3 separate regions of the Homo sapiens genome follow, and all the other regions are linked to region 3. The links are chromatin contacts, found by Hi-C or POLR2A ChIA-PET in ENCODE. All regions are on one chromosome and are shown on one strand. Each heading gives the region's core, a stretch centred on a gene start or an enhancer-like site at or near the end of the contact. The rest is flanking DNA. Distances are from core to core; before and after follow the strand shown. Region 1 holds the start of RBMS3 (RNA binding motif single stranded interacting protein 3). Region 2 overlaps TGFBR2 (transforming growth factor beta receptor 2). Region 3 holds the start of TOP2B (DNA topoisomerase II beta).

The links. Hi-C counts contacts between places; a loop is a spot of excess contacts on that map. ChIA-PET counts read pairs that join two places held with the same protein, here RNA polymerase II (POLR2A). Pooled maps may share reads with other maps.
Region 1: a loop to region 3 is called in a map with no recorded cell type, with 11 times the contacts of the local background. The contact joins the promoter of RBMS3 here to the promoter of TOP2B in region 3. A Hi-C loop is called at or near these places in 1 of 37 single-sample maps with no recorded cell type and 2 of 50 pooled maps. POLR2A ChIA-PET finds 5 or more read pairs at or near these places in 1 of 52 experiments (activated naive CD4-positive, alpha-beta T cell).
Region 2: a map with no recorded cell type shows a loop between it and region 3 (23-fold over the local background). The contact joins the enhancer-like site here to the promoter of TOP2B in region 3. A Hi-C loop is called at or near these places in 1 of 37 single-sample maps with no recorded cell type and 2 of 50 pooled maps. POLR2A ChIA-PET finds 5 or more read pairs at or near these places in 1 of 52 experiments (OCI-LY7).

What each region holds. Positions count from the first base shown.
Region 1 is chr3:29,279,065-29,282,863 of GRCh38, reverse strand. It overlaps RBMS3 (RNA binding motif single stranded interacting protein 3), which reads right to left and starts at 1,793. Exons shown (of 15, transcript NM_001003793.3): 1 at 1,108-1,793. The coding sequence starts at 1,182. It overlaps RBMS3-AS3 (RBMS3 antisense RNA 3), which reads left to right and starts at 1,925. Exons shown (of 3, transcript NR_109804.1): 1 at 1,925-2,133. RefSeq lists an enhancer at 2,889-2,938.
Region 2 is chr3:30,638,504-30,642,075 of GRCh38, reverse strand. The region is part of intron 1 of TGFBR2 (transforming growth factor beta receptor 2); the gene reads right to left. Among named protein-coding and RNA genes, the nearest start is that of TGFBR2, 34 kb to the right of the region's middle. Within about 2 kb of position 1,980, at least 6 of the 41 ENCODE cell types and tissues checked have a DNase peak (open chromatin) inside an H3K27ac peak, as active enhancers do; they include OCI-LY7, where a contact is called at or near this core.
Region 3 is chr3:25,663,657-25,667,348 of GRCh38, reverse strand. It overlaps TOP2B (DNA topoisomerase II beta), which reads left to right and starts at 2,442. Exons shown (of 36, transcript NM_001330700.2): 1 at 2,442-3,120. The coding sequence starts at 3,052. MIR4442 (microRNA 4442) reads left to right here and starts at 2,410; the gene lies at 2,410-2,476. RefSeq lists enhancers at 2,142-2,705, 3,663-3,692 and silencers at 2,873-3,232, 3,187-3,375.

The DNA of each region.
Region 1 (3,799 bases), core at 544-3,043, 3.6 Mb before region 3:
TGCTGGACGAGACAAAATAAATGACAGATAACTACAGCATGAATTACCTAACCCTAATCACATCACCGAGTCCTGGTGACAGCATAGATCATTCAGGCACGCCTTGTTCACTCTCGGCATATTTATTTATTAAGGAGACGGTGGAGTCTGGCTAATGCTAATGCAATACAAAATAATATCACCCGTACACTCGAGGTGGTCACTCCGCTAACATGTTTTCCCCCTAATCAAGTCCAATTTAATTGACAAATCGGAGCAGTGATTTCACACCTGAGAGTCTTTCATGTCTTAACTGCAGGATAAAGTTCAGGGTAGGTACTGCCCACTGCTTACTTACGTGGGCTTGCCTCTGGGCCCCTAATGGTCATTTGACACACACACATAAAGCCTAAAGTATTTAACCAATTCAAGTCCAATTATGATCAGTTACATTTCATTCCTTTTCAAGACTCAGGCCTCCTCATGGCAGCTACACAGAAAAATAGATCTTCTAAAAGTAAAGAACATCTATTGTAAAGCAGTCTGTAGCATGCTGATCATCCTCAACATAAAATAAAATAGGCAAGGCAAATTAAAAATAAAAATAAACTCTCAGAGACTCTGGTAGGAGCCCTATACCTTCTCACACCCTTCTTTCATTCTATACCCTGCGATTAAAAGTTTGAGTTACCCCCACCGTTGCACGTCCTATCCAGTGGGAAAAACCCTTTTAGAGCCACAATCAAAGAACAGCTCACCAGAAAAGCCCCTGAAATTATATTCTTGTGCCTGGTAATCACTGTTGTGATCTGCTTTCTAAAAACCGTGCCCATCTGCAAAAGACGTTCCTGATATCAGGACCATTTATGCTGCCAAATAACAACAAAGAAACTGAACTCAAGTGAAACTATTATCTCTCCTTAAAGAGAAAGCTACAATTCCGGGTTTGCTGCTTTCTTCTTATGTCTTCCTCTGCCTCATTAACTCCATTGGTATGTCACTAATTTCAAAGAAGCAGGAAGAAGTGATGGGGGTGGGGGTTAACTAATAATTCACACGCCTGTCTGTTTCCCATCCCAAGTGCAGAACGATACCACGCTGATCGCCAGACCGTGGGTCAAGCCATACCTTGGTTTGGAGATAATGAGGATAGTAGTAAGTGTACTGGGGGTACATTTGTGGCTGATCCAGGCGTTTGCCCATGTAGCTGGAATCTTTATCTCCGAGGCAGGGAACTGGATGACAGGGTATAGTGCCCCAGGCCGAGCTTCCTCTTAAACCACTATTCCTGACAGTCCCGGTGACTGATGAGGCTTCAGAGACTCCACCACTCGCTAGTTCCAACACAGCAAGAATTTTTTTAAAAAACAAAACAAAACAAAAAACACACACCAAAGGAAAAAAAAAAAGGGCGAGGAGTGAGATCTGTAGAAAAAACACCCACACACAGCCTTCCCAGATCTTGCCTGGCTTCCCCCAGCTGCCGGGGTCCACTTGGGATGAGGCAGTTTGTTCTCTAACCAGGCTGTCTGTAGTGATGTCAATTGCCAGCGTTCGTAAAGGGGGAAAAAAATCAAAGTCCTTTTAGCACAACTCCGAATCCTTGCAGATCAGCTTCCTGTCTCTTGGTTGTCTCTTTCCCCACCTTAAAGAAAAAGAAAAAAGAGAGAGAGAAAGAGAAAGAAAGAAAGAAAAAGAAAGAAAGAAAGAAAAAGAAAGGGGAAAAAGAAAAAAAAAAAGAAAAAAAGGAAGAAAAAAAAAAAAAAAAAACCTTGTACAGCTTAGTTGCTGCTGTCTCCCTCCCAGAGTGACATGGTGTTCGGGGCTTGTCCTGTCCTTTCATTCACTTCCCCTCCTTCCAGCCGGTGGGTGGAACCGAGAGAGCCTCTCCAGGGAGCAGCGTACGCAGTCCAGAAGGCTGCAGTATTTCCTCCAAGAAAAAAAAAAAAAAAGGCTGCTTCAACCCCTGCTGCAAGCAAAGTTCCGATTCCCTCTGCTGGCTATCTCGAATAGCAAGCGATTTTTGCAGCAACGCTGCTGCCGCTGGAACTGAACCTGAAGAACTCAAATGCGGGCGGTGGATTATTTCTTATCCCTCCTCCATCTACCCCACACAAGAGCTGCTTTTTGTTCCTCTTTTTGCCAAGTTCCAAGGTAAGCCACACTGCTAAACAAAACACAGAAGAGAGGGAAGAGAGGACGAAAGAAGGAAGGAGGAGAAAGGAAAAGAAATAAAGGCAGGGGAACTAACCTTGCTGGTTAAAGGGGAAAAAAGTAAGTCCCGGATGCTTTCAAAATCTGTTAACACGCTAGAGCCAGACGCATCCAAGAGCTGATTGAGAAACTAACCTTTTACTACCTGGAAAACTTGGTGGATGTTAAGTATTGAAGAAATTTTAGGGTCTACTCCAGGACTACTATTAATGCCACATGTCATCAGATTGGACTGATCAACTGAACATATCAAAAATAATAACTTTTTTAAAATACATCCATTTTGTAAAAAAAAAAAAAAAAAAAATCAAAGGAAGTGACCCCTTAGGTTCGTCAGATATTTTACAGATAAAATCTGTTTCTCCCATTGTCTCTCTCTTTATGATTATTTTGTTGCATTGATGCTTTAATCACTTTACTGATATCATCTAAAAAAAAAAGAACAAAAATCATAATTGCTTGGCAGAGTTTTTTCCCACCAATGATAATATTCTGTCATGTCTATCAGCTGCTACATTATAATACAAATTGTTTCAGATAAAATATATTTCCTTAAAGGGTCCCTTTTCAAGGCGGGCGAGGCTAAAATTAGATGTGCCAGCTGTGTTTTGCTGCGAGTGCTCACGCATGCCCAAAGCGTGGGCAGACCAATACTGAGCTCTTTTCTACTTTGTCAAGTCGGCTCTGTTCTCCTGAGCCCAGAGTCTCCTATTTAGATAAAAGGTCCCTGGTACAAATCCAGCTTCCTAGTCAAGAAGAACAGAGAATTTGGGCTCAGTGCACACATGGTGTCCATCCACATACAAGCCGCACCACCCCTAAAGCAACTGGCTTCCACCGAGGGGAACTGGTTTCTGGAAGCTGTGTGAGTGCATACGTGTTCCTTGGATAAAAATAAGGATGGCAGGTAAATAGTTTTATGTTTTACTTTTGACAAGAATAACAATCAGAAGGAAGGAAGGATGGAGGGTGAGAGGGTAAGAGTTAGGAGGCCCTGACAACATGGTGATTGAGAATATTAAATCAACCCCACCTATCTCTTAAATGTATTATTTGGGGCCTCAGTTGTCCCATCTATAAAATAGAAATACTGCCAACTCTCCTGGCTGAAGGCAGTACACTGAATCAGACACTAAAAATGACACTGATTTAAAAATCCTCCAGTGGTGTCACGTTTCTCAAACAATAAAGTCCTGACTCTTTGGAATAGGTTTCAGGACACTTGACGAGCTGTCTGGCCCTGGCTTTCTACTCTAGTCTCGGACTTTCAACTCTGCCCCTCACATCCTATACCGGAGTCACTCTGAGCTACTTTCAGGACAGGAACATGCTCTCAGAGGCTTCTGTCATTCCCTCTTCCTGGAGTGCTCTCCCAAGTCCATCTCCACCTCTTTTACCCTTCAGCCTGTCCTTCAGGTCTCAGTATGGATATCACCTCCTCACAGTAGCTTTCTCTAAACCCTTCCTTCTCTGCTGCACTTTATATTTGCCCTCATAGAAGGCTTATTCTACATGTATTTGCCTGCTTATTGTTTGTTTCTTCCATGATGTTCTAAACTCTAGGGGGGCAGGAGGTCACATTGTTCTCACTTGCCTTTATATTTCC
Region 2 (3,572 bases), core at 731-3,230, 5.0 Mb before region 3:
ATGAGATGGGTGCTGGGAGCAGTGGTGGCCACAGATGTATTGACAAATGCAAGTGGTTTAAGTCCGATGCTTGCAGAACACAATCAACAGGGAAAAGAAAAAAGGACCATTAGAAGAAAGAAAGGGAGAGAAAGGGAAGAAGGATGTAGGGAGAGAGAGAGGAAGGAAGGGAGGAAGGGAAACAAGGAGGGAGGGGGAGGAGAGAGAAAGAGAGAGAAGGTCCACCAATTTGCACAGCTCCAGGAGCACCACTGTAACGGGGCCCCTGGCGAGATATAATACATGTTACTTGATGGGTAGACCCAACAAGAGAAAGCCTTTCCATTGAATGTTGAAGAAAAGCCAAACAAGCAACTGTACTGCATATAGACACAGGCATATGGTGGGAAGGGCAGTGTACAATAAGAATTTGCACATGCTGAGCACCCACTGTATATGAGGAAAGTTGCCTAAGATACAGCATATTACTTCACAAGAACCCAGCCAGGGATGCCACATTTTTCTCCTTGTTACAGCAGAAGCTACCACTGCAAGAGCTTAACCAGAATTTTTTTTCAAAAGCCTGTATGCAGGACATGTTCAGCACCAGCCATCGACTCCCTATTAGTTGACCCTAGGAGACTCCCCACCTTAACAATTCCAGGTAGCCCTTGAGGTCATATACATTCCAACCTTTGTTTTAAACCAGTATTCTTTTCCTCTATATGATATAGGTCCTCAGGTCCTTTTATGCATACCATATGTACTGGTGGAATAGGTAGTTAAGTTCAGAGGGCAAAGCTACTCTAAACCTTTGCTGGAGTCACCTAAGTTTGATAAAAGCCTTATGAACACACTTTGGAGTTGGGGAAAAGAAACAAATACAAAATTTGTAGATCATCTGAGAAGGTTTGCAGATTCTCTGAGGCCCGTAAGATCCAGTTAAGGCATCCCAAGCCAACCCCGGAATCCTCAAGAGTCACTAATAACATGCTAAGTGGTATACTGCTGGTCAGAGTGGGATGAGGGCCAGTGGGAGGGAAGGGTAACAGTCATTTGCTGTATGGGACATTGCATCTGTGCACTCCAAACCACAGGAAAAGATGTTACCAGCCACGACCTCAGATATCAAACAACATCTCCTTACGTTTAATACATAATGTTTAAAAAGCCAAAGGAATGGGAAGGAAAGTAAGTGCATACATGTGCATAGCTAGGAATAAAGATATTCCTCTAAACAACGATACAAAACCCACCTAATTAACCCTATAGCAAACCCTAACCCAACTTCAACATTACTTTTAATCCAGATTGTTATATTAGTCTAAGTCTCTCTAGTTAAGATATTCTTATATTAAGGCAGTATATAGTCAGCCTTCTGTATCTGTGGGTTCCACATCTGCGGTTTCCATCAACCGTGGATGCAAAATATTTTTTTAAAAAAATTGATGATTGTGGCTGTACTGAATTATGTACAGACTTTTTTCTTGTCATTATTCCCTAAGCAACACAGTATAACAACTATTTACATAGAATTTACATTGTATTATGTATAAGTAATCTAGAGATGATTTAAAGGATATGGGAGGATGTGTGTAGGTTATATGTAAATATTACACAATTTTATATAAGGGAGTTAAACATCTGTAGATTTTGGTCTCCTCGAGGAGTCTTGGAACCAATCCCCCATGGGTACCAAGAGATGACTGTACTTCGATTCCTATAGACTCTCTGTGAGCAGCTAACCATCTTTAGAGAATTTTCTACCCCTAATAGGCAAATTCGTTATTCATAAAGTTCTCCAGAAAGAAGTTCCAATAAGAATATCTGTCACCTAGAAAGCCATCCACTAAAGGAAGTGAACATGGGTAGCATCTCTCAGCATATGATAGTATCACATGGCCCATAATATTTCACTTCTCTTCAAATAAGCCCATGAGTAATATCAAAACCTTCACTCTAGGTCATACCACCTTCCCCATTTTATCTCACATTTTCCCCACACTCACTGCCTACAGACAGAGGTTCCAGGTCTTGAGAATATGAATTGACTGCTTAGCTGTGTCTATTTCTGGAACTGTACTATTGTCTTTGAGGGTCAGATGAGCAGCCTAATAAGATTTAGACTTATTTCAGATAAATATTAGAAATTCTGAATATGACCTTAGTCCAAATCTTTGAAATAGTGTCTATTATTAGCTGAACCATTAGGTAAAATCTCAAGGTTTAACAATAACCATAAACACTTGTCAGAAATGCATTCATGTATCACTGAATTCATGCATTCGTGTATCATTGAATTCATGTATCTACCGACTGTTGTTTTCTGGAGTGTTTTTTGTGGGGGGAAACTCAGAAATTTATTTGTTCTACAAATACCTGTGGATGTCTTGATTAGTGTTATATATTCATAGTAAGACCACTGAAATTGACACAATTAAATAACATCTCAAAGAATAATCCATGGAAACTGGTGGATAGAATTTACTGTTTTAGAGTACTGCTTCTCAAATATTAATACACAAGTACTTTGGGAATATTTTTAACCTGCAGGTGTAGCATAGTGGTATTGTGGGGGCTGGCAAGTCTGAAATTTATAGGGCAGACTGGCAGCCTGGGAACTCAGGCAGAAATCAATGCTGCAGTTTTGAGGCAGTATTTTTTCTCTCAGAAACCTCAGCTTTTGCTCTTAAGGCTGTTCAGTTGATTGGATGAGGCCCACTCACATTATAGAGAATGATTTCTTTTACTTAAAGTCAAATGATTTTAGCTGTTAATCACATCTACAACATACCTTCACAGCAACAATGAGATTAGTGGGCACCAGAACCTAGCCAAGTACACACGAAACTGACCTTACAGATAGGAAGGGAGCTGCTGCCCTGGGTGATGCCAGCCCACTATATGTTGAGTGGGAAGGCTGTGGAGAACCCAGTTTTTAATAATTGTTTCCCTTTCTCCAGTCATTTTGGAGTTAGTGAAATTAAATACCTATTCTTCACCTTTTTACAGGCATTTCTCATCTTCCAGTTCTTTCCATATGCTTTTCTCTTGAGCCTGACCTCTTAAATGATTGCAAACCCAGAGGCCCTGATCACCATATGGGCCCAGAATTGAAAGACATGTTCTCTGAAAGGAGGTTTTTAATTGCCTGCAGCATTTCCGAGTCAGATACTGAGGCAGCCATCTGGCAGAAAGCCGCTGTGGCCTGTGATGCTAGCAACAGCAGCTCCGACCCTTGAGACAAGGTGGGACAAGGCTATTGGCTAGTCACACACTTCCTCCCACCCAGAACAAAGAAGAAAGTCAAGCAATCTGAGAGGATTCCCTGTATAATTCTTCAGGAAAGACATCCCCAAGCCAATCAGATACCTTGGCCAATTACTACAACCAACCAACCAACCAAACAAACACCTTGTGATTAAACCAAAGATAGGAACATTTTAGGAATAGTTCTTTTTGCTGAACATCTATTGCACACTCTAATTGGAACTTCTAATACAATACCTTCTTTTTAGTTTTTAAAAATGTGTTTGAACCCTAATGCTTTATCTAATTATACCTTGAGAGAAGAGAGGTATCGGGCTTTCCTT
Region 3 (3,692 bases), core at 1,193-3,692:
ATGATGTTCGTCAGGCTGGTCTTGAACTCCTGACCTCAGGTGATCCACCCCTAATTGAAAATTACTTCACATTACCCCAGAAGAGAAAGCTATGCTCAAGTTGCGTACAATCAATTTTATCATAAAGATATGCTAAGTCTGCTGCACAGTTAAAAAGGACAATTCTTTAGAAGCTGAGATACTTTTAATCTAGATTCCGTCTTCCACTCATCACAAATCTCTGCTTTAAAAATGTTGATTTTCATGTATATTCAGCAATTCTTATTTGCAATTCTTCTGGGTAAGTCAGTATTTTCTTAAAACTAGTAACACTTATTAAAAGGCTTTTTCATACTGAGAAGACAAAAGGACTCAATGCCTCACATATGAGGCAAGTGAAAAGAACATTATTTTTATTAATCTATTTGAGTTTTGAATATATTGTTTTATTCATTTCAAAATCTGAACCTAGGCTGGGTGCGGTGGCTCATGCCTGTAATCCCAGCATTTTGGGAGGCCAAGATGGGCGGCTCACTTGAGGTCAGGAGTTCGAGACCAGGGTGGCCAACATGGTGAAAACCCCGTCTCTAGTAAAAGTAAAAAAAATTAGCCAGGCATGGTGGCCGGTGCCTGTAATCCCAGCTACCTGGGAGGCTGAGGCAGGAGAATTGCTTGAACCTGGGAGGTGGAGGGTGCAGTGAGCCGAGATCATGCCACTGTACTCCAGCCTGGGTGACAGAGCAAGACTCTGTCTCTAAAAACAACAACAAAAACGGAAGATAAAGAGCTTTGACAACTTAAGTTTAAAAAAGGAGACAGCTATGTATTTTATAGCTTAGCTTCTACCTAGTACATCTTCATAAAAAAAACTCATTGCCTTTAAAATTACCCCTTTTCAAACAAAATACATGTGTACTTGGAGATGCAAACTCACAGTAAGAACACAAGATCATTTTAACAAGCACTAAACTGAGGCTCAGGGAAGTTAAATAACAAGGCTATGGATACTTGGTCAGGTTCAGAAAAGTTTGCACCCCAAGTTCAAGGTAAAGAAAGGCTTCACTGTTCTGAAGTCCCTAGTATGGCAAAGTTACATGGCCATCAGAGAGCTAATTAAAAAAACTATGTTTAAATTATTTCCATGTTTCAGAGTTCTCCACCTCTAGACTCAGAATGCAGTTTAAAGATGTGACCTGAGACATTTTTGTTTTCCCTTGAGAGGAAATGCACAGTTGGAAGTTCACAAAAACACCTCTTCAAAAAACAGTAATACTGTTTTCATCTTTATAAAAAGCTTTCATCACAACTCTTTGGTGGCACTTCATGCCTTCAAGTACTCATTTTGGTGATCGTTGGCTCCCTTTTAGTCTGTCTCACAAGCCAGGTTATAAATGGTTTGAAATCAGGGGCCTTGTTTTTACTTTGAACCCATCGCAGAGCCTGGCACAGCGTGGCAGAGTGTGCGCCCAATAAATACTTGAGTGGAATTACACTGAAAAACAGGAAGAAGTAAAGCCATCTTCCATCTGCCAAAGACTGTGATGTTGCTGTATTGGTAATTTTCATTCTTAGAAAGCTTTAATGTGAATGAAATTATTCCTTACTGTGCATTTGAAAATTCCACTGAAAACAGTTTTAAAAATTAAGCATGCCCTCTTAGAGGCAGGGGGCACAGTTCTGGACAGATGAGAAAAGTGACAGTGACATCTCTGCATTGTTCAGAGAAGAAAGGTCAACAAAGAGTAGAAATAGAACACTCAACCCACCCTGCATTCTTTCCCTAGAACATTCTCTGTGTGTCCCTTATCATTTAAGCTTTTCATATGTAGTTTTCTTGAAACTGACCATATGCTCTTTTGGGGTGAGGGGAGGAGACGGAAGAAGGAGATGGAGAAGGTCTGAGATGATTTTTTTCGACAGCAGCGTCCACTTAGGCCCTTGGGGAGGCCGGGTCACGGGGCCTCCTTGCACCAGTGGTCTACAACGTCTTGCCTGCGGTTTACAACCGCTCTTTTAAAATAATTTCCCTTTGGGACGGCCCCCGGCTTCTTCCTGCCACCCCCATCCCCACCCCGCCCCCATCCTCATCCTTAGAGGCCCCAGGCAAACGCTTCGGATTCCCGGTTAGGTCTCAGAGTAAACAGCACGCTTGGAGGATTACAATCGACCCGAGGCCAATTCGACCCTTTCCCTTTGCCGCCCTCAATTGACCCTTGAAGCAGCCCCTGCTCTCCCTTCAAATGGAAAACCCACAGACACACACACAAACAAAAACCCCAAGTCTTCCTTTCGGTTGCTACCCGCAATGACGTTTCCCCCCTCGGGTCCCGCCCCTCCAGGGGGCTTGGAATTTTGGGATTGGCCGAGAGGCTGTGGCGACAAGGCCCGGATTGGACAGCATGGCGCTGACTGACAGCGGGGGCGGCCGCCGCGCCCTCCCTCTCTCCCCGGTGTGCAAATGTGTGTGTGCGGTGTTATGCCGGACAAGAGGGAGGTGACCGTGGCGGCGGCGGCGGCGGCTCTGTTTATTGTCCCTCTCGGTGTGTGTGTGTGAGGAAATCGGGGCTGCAGCGAGGCTAAGGCTGCCTTTGAAGCAGCGGCGGCGACCGGGACGACTACTCTGGCGACTCGAGTGGCTGGCCTTCGCGGAGTGTGAGAAGGACAAGGCACCTCTGCGTCCTCGCCACGTCCGAGCGCCTCGGGCTCCCCGGCCGCCCTCGCGGCTCGCACGCCCGGGCTTCAGCCCGGCCTGCAGCGGCGCCCGCGGGCGGGCGAGAAGGCAACGCCGCCGCTCGGCCGCCGCCGGTCGCTCCCTGCTTTCTCCTCAGCCGCCGCGCTAGGCCCGGGCGACGCGGACGCCGCGCCTCGAGTTTGAGGGCAGCCGGCGGCGCGGCCTCCTCAGCGGGCTCGGCTGGACGTCCGCTCCGGATCTTCGCGATGGGGCGCGGGGGTCGGCGCGGCTAGGAGTGCGGCGAGTGGAGCGGTGGGTGCGGAGCGGCGGGGCCCAGCGGCCCGCAGGGAGGCGGGAGCGGCGGCTGCGGCCTCAGGGCCTGTGAGCTGGAGGCACTCGCCATGGCCAAGTCGGGTGGCTGCGGCGCGGGAGCCGGCGTGGGCGGCGGCAACGGGGCACTGACCTGGGTGGTAAGTGGCTGGTCCCCGGGACGGGCGGCTGCATTGTTCCGGGCCCGCGGCGGGGGCGGAATTCCGAACGGGCGGGGGAGGGGAAAGGGAGGGAAATCCCGTCCCCCGAACGGGCGCTCCATAGGGGCCTGTGCTTGCAGAATCCTCCAGCCCGCTCCCCGCGCCTTTTCTTTCTTTCTTTCTCTGTACGTCTCTGGAAGTCCTGACTGCCAGAGCGTAATGTGTACTTGAAACTTTGGGGGGACAAAACCGCGAACGTAACATACAGCCCCCGCTTCCTCTCTTTTCTTTTTAACCAGACTCTTCCGGGGCAGCCGAACCTGAAATGGTGGGGATGGCGATAATGCAAGTGTGTCTGTGTGGGGCAGCATTTTCTCCAAATGTAGTTCAAGAAAACCCTGGGAAAAGGGGTGTGTGTGTGTGTGTATTCTAAATGCAGCTCTTTCTGGGGCTTTAATCTCAAAGAAGAATGCATTGGGATTTCTACAGCAACTTGCACTTCAATTTGGAAAGCCTCATTCAATGCGCTCAATTGAGAGCGCATTGGGGATGACTTTCACAGCAGTTAATAC